Regions from separate parts of the Homo sapiens genome. Here region 1 is linked to region 2. A link is an interaction called in ENCODE POLR2A ChIA-PET data of the cell type or tissue named here. Cell type or tissue: MCF 10A. All regions are shown on one strand.

Region 1 (2,500 bases), 87 kb after region 2:
CTCCCAAAGTGCTGGCATTACAGGTGTGAGCCACCGTGCCCAGCCTATCATCATATTTTGAATCATGACATTTTATATCTGAAAGCTATAGATTAGCAGTTCCTTGAAGGCAAGATTCATGTCTACTAATCTTGCCTGTGGCACGGTCCCTTACACATAGTAGGTGCTAAGGCAATATGTGATGAATGCATGAATGAATAAGTGAATGGGTTTCAGTCATGAGAGATTTTCTGAACCACCCCTTGCCTCGGGCCTACTATTTTCAAGAGAGTAGGTGAAGTGTTTTTCCCAAAATCACACGGCAGGGTTTGAACAAGAGCCTAAGATAGTGAATCTGTGCTTCTCTTCATCATACCACTCTGCTCCAAATTATATGTTTAAGGCAGATTTCTTGTTTCCATGTTAGTTTGGTAAACTCAAAGTCAGGCATGGTGTCTATTTTGTACCACGTCATGTTGGTTGTATGTGGAGCCTACAGGGAGGTTCAACCTGGGGGCTTGGAAGCAAGTTTTCTCTCTGAAAATGAAATTAAACAAATTGAGTCTGTATGTGATGGGAAAAAACAGATGCCTTTTAGGTCTCCTGGAATAGCTACTTCACTGGAGTTTAATTTCTGAAGAAAGAACATTTGGATAGAATAGGCATGGTCAGGAAAGAAGGACAAAGAGAAAGGCCATCTTCGGCTTAATTGTCCGACAGAATGAAAAATGGGGGGTGGGAGCTTTCTGCTTTTCAGAGAGGACCCTCTCAGATGGGGCAGGACCGGTTGGTTCATTAAGCCTCATTATAGTCTGAAAGAAACAGCCCTTAAGATGCTCACCTCAAGGTGCTTTCATTGTTGATCATTGTATTAGTCCATTTTCATGCTGCTGATAAAGACATACCTGAGACTGGGTAAATGATAAAGAAAAAGAGATTTAATGGACTCACAGTTCCACGTGGCTGAAGAGGCCTCAGAATCATGGCAGAAGGTGAAAGGCACATCTTACATGGCAGCAGGCAAGAGAAAATGAGAGCCAAGTGAAAGGGGTTTCCCCTTATAAGACCGTCAGATCTCATGAGACTTATACATTACCACGAGAACAGCATGGGGAAAATCGCTTCCATGATTCAATTATCTCCCACCTGGTTCCTCCCATAACATGTGGGAATTATGAGAACTACAATTCAAGATGAGATTTGGGTGGGGACACAGACAAACCATGTCAATCATGAAGGAACAAATTCTCCAAGGTTAGGCTGGGTTCCTGGTTACCTTGGAGGATCCTCTGAACAGGACAGGAGCTGCAGGCATTTCAGTCACTTTGAGAAAGAAACGTTTTCCTTTTACTCCGGAGTGAATTCACTTGCAGATGTTCTAAGAAAATTGTGTCACTGGCTGGGCGCGGTGGCTCACACCTGTAATCTCAGCACTTTGGGAGGCCAAGGCTGGTGGATCACGAGATCAGGAGATCAAGACCATCCTGGCCAACATGGTGAAACCCCGTCTCTACTAAAAATACAAAAATTAGCTGGGTGTGGTGAAGCGTGCCTGTAATCCCAGCTATTCAGGAGGCTGAGGCAGGAGAATCGCTTGAACCAGGGAGTTGGAAGTTGCAGGGAGCTGAGATTGAGCCACTGCAATCCAGCCTGGTGACAGAGTGAGACTCTGTCTCAAAAAAATAAAAAAGAAAGAAAACTGTGTCACCAAGAATCTGGTCTTCCTTGGGTGGGCCTTCTCAAAGTTGAGAAAGGCTCAGGTCTCTGCCGTGTTTGGTGTATATCAAAAATTGAACAAGTGCTAAAAGATGGTTTTAAAATTTGTGATGTATTTTCAGTGTTTATCTTGAACCAATGGATGCATTTAACATGCAAAATGCAATGTGATATTATTGTGCTAGTGACAATATAATTGCAGGACCTACAAAAATATTAGTGAATTTCAAGCAGTGTGATTGGAGGATGGTATGTAAGTTTAAAGATGTGTGATGAAAGCCTTCTAGTAATAGTCTTATTTAAATTTATTTATTTTATTATTTTTTTCTGTGGCATGATCACAGCTCACTGCAGCCTTCACACCCCAAGCTGAAGCGATCCTCCCAGATAGATACTCCCTCAGGCTCCCGAGTAGCTGAGACTACAGGCATGCACCACCATGCCTGGTTAGTTTTTTGTTTTTTGTAGAGATGAATCTTGCTATGCTGCCCAGGCTGGTCCTCATCTAGGCTTAAGCAAGCCTCAGCATCCCAAAATGCTGGGATTACAGGCATGAACCACCAAACCCAGCTTGCCTTCTACTTTCAATCTTGCCAGGCAATCTCTGTAACTGCATGAACGAGACCATTTGGAGACGGCTTCAGAGATAAATAAGAGGCCTTGTGTGGTAAGGCCCAAGGCCAAGTGACCATGCTCAGAGGTACTGGTCCATTCAACTTTCTGAACCAGTAAGCTAGGGCTCAGACTGTCACCAAGGTGATGCTATCCACGGGCCATCAGTCAAATCAGGCTTCCCTCGGTGACA
Region 2 (2,500 bases):
AAGCCATCAGTCTGCCTGTGCCAGGAACTGCCCACAGCTTCAGGGGCACTCAGGTGGGTCCAGGAAACATGGGGAACCTGCTACAGATAGGAAGAGGCACAGGCAGTGAAAAGTAAGGACCTAGACATGTCACGGGCTCTCAAAGTCACCTAGCTAAAATCACACGGTATAGCTCTCATCTGGAGTGGAACTGACTCTGCCTTCCTTGTGTGTGAACTGGTATTAGCAGCCAGTATGGATTGAACATTCGCTATATGCCAAGAACTGTACTAAGAAGTTTATAGAAACTATCTTATTTAATACTTATTGACCATGTTTCATATACCATGGGAAACGCAAGAAATAAGTAAGACTTACTCCCTGCCTTTAAACAATTTAAACTCCAGCAGAAGGGATAAGATAAGCAAACCAAGATTTTATACAGCAAAGGCTGTGATGAGGGCCATAAGAGTTACAAATACTTAAAAGGCCTTAGAGGTATGAGACTGACTTCGGGATGGTGGATCAGGCTTCATTGAGCAAGGAGGGGGCATTTGAATCTATCCTTGAAGAACCAGTAGGATTTTGACAGGCATATTAGAGCAAGTACATATGTGGATAAAGCTATGGAGTGTTGAAAAGCGGGGAGGGGAGGGACACAGGATAGAAGGCAGGAAGGAGGTCAAGTTGGGTGTTGCTAGGAAGCTGTCACAATTTCATCATGCCTGGGGGTGAGACAAAATTCATAATGTGAAGTCAAGGTTGGAAGAAGCCAGGTCGAGCTTCAAATTGGGAAATGAAGAATGTATACAGTGGAAAGCAACAAGCATGTGGGACAGAACAAGTTTGGCAAGGAGTGAGGTACAGAGGAGCAGAGGCCAGGCGTTCAGGACTAATGCCATGATTGCTGGGTGTCTGTAGCAATTCATTCAGTCAGTCACTCAATACATATCCCTTGTTCACTGTTTTCATTCATTCAACAAATATTTATTGAACGCTCACCTTGTGCCAAGCACTCATTTACATAATAGGGATATAGTAGAAGACAAACAGGAAAAATCAGTGACCTCATGGAGTGGACACAGACAACATCATAAATAAAATATCTAGTATGTCAGACAATAAGCGTATGGAGAAAAATAAGCAGGGAGAGGTGAGAAGGAGTGCTGTCTGGGGAGAGGAAGGTCGTTATTTTAAAGAGAGTGGTCAGGGAAGGCTTCTCTGAGAAAAGAATGTTTGAGCAAAGACCTGAAGGCGGAGGGAGTGAGCCACGTGGCTCCCTGAGGGAATCCTGCAATTGCAAAGACTCCAGACAGGAAGGTGACTTACTGGTCCAAAACAGCAGGGAAGCAGGTGTGGCTGGAGCAGAGTGAGTGAACTGCCTGAGGGCTGGTGTTTAGTTTAGAGAGAGGAAGCCAGCCCAGATGGTAAAGGGCAGTGGTTTTCAATGGGGTGGTGCCATCTGATAGTGGGTGTTTGTGAAATTCACGGAGATGTTTTTGTCTTCTACTGTAGTTGTGCCTGAATGTTTACATATTAAAATGCATCTCTTATTGTGGGCTTTCTTTTTATTTCTGCTTTGTATTTTAGATATGACTCTTAAAAATTGTGCATGGAGGGAGGTCATATTATCTCTGAATTCCAATTCTGGATTGCAAAGGCGGTGTTATACCATGTTGCTACTAACAGCTGCTAACTTGCATCTAACAAAGCTGAGACTCCAGAGAGGGACCATAAAGGTCATTGTGAGAACTCTAAATTTCACTCTTTAAGCTGAGTTGTTTGAGTAGAGTTGAGCAGAGGAGTGGTGGGGTCAGACTTAGGATTTAAACAGCTCTTCATGCCTGCCGTATGGAGAACAGAATGCAGGGGCCAGGGGAGAAGCCTGGAGACCAGGTAGGAGGCTGCGGCACTAATGGCGAAAGATGGAGGTGGCAGTGGAGGAGTGAAAAGTGGTCTGATTCTGTGATATATTTCAGAAGGCGGGAGCTATAAGGTTTTCTGAAAAAGATTTGTAGGGTGTGAGAGAAAGAGAGGTGTTGAGAATGACTCCATATTTTTGACCTGAGCATTGAAGGATGTAGATACCATCAACTGAAATGGAAAGCCTATAGGTAGAGTTGGTTTGGGGAAAACACCAGAATTTACTGGACACCAAACTATAAACTATATGCCAGGAACTATTTTAGGCACCAGGAACTTTCATAGGTCTGATACAGAGCATTATGTAAAGGAGTTCATCAGGCCAGAAGCTGAGGCCAGCAAGGACCAGCCTGTTTGACATGTAGGATTCCAGCTAGACTCTAAGCCTTCTGGGGTCAGTGAGCATGGTATGGTGTCTTGATCAACTCTGTGACCCACTTAGGACATGTTTGATAACTATCTATGGAATGAATGATGACTCTCTGCCTCTCATTCTCTGAGTGATTCAAATCATGACGGCATGAAAGTGTATCCTTATGTACAACCATAAAATTATTAGAATAACTGTTCTGGGTTTAGGCAAGGATTTCTTTTGGCT

Evidence for each region. Peaks named below come from ENCODE experiments on the same cell type or tissue, not always from the same donor. Only the 100,000 strongest peaks of a DNase experiment are listed, where the experiment ranks them.
Region 1: POLR2A ChIA-PET joins it to region 2 with 5 read pairs; 6 of 35 experiments call an interaction of 5 or more read pairs at or near these places.

What each region holds. Positions count from the first base shown.
Region 1 is chr12:96,180,048-96,182,547 of GRCh38, forward strand. No RefSeq gene overlaps it. Among named protein-coding and RNA genes, the nearest start is that of LINC02452, 8.8 kb to the left of the region's middle. In MCF 10A, no CTCF peak of the experiment used is centred here; no DNase peak of the experiment used is centred here.
Region 2 is chr12:96,093,087-96,095,586 of GRCh38, forward strand. No RefSeq gene overlaps it. Among named protein-coding and RNA genes, the nearest start is that of TRD-GTC2-8, 58 kb to the left of the region's middle. In MCF 10A, no CTCF peak of the experiment used is centred here; DNase peaks (open chromatin) are centred at 705 and 1,335.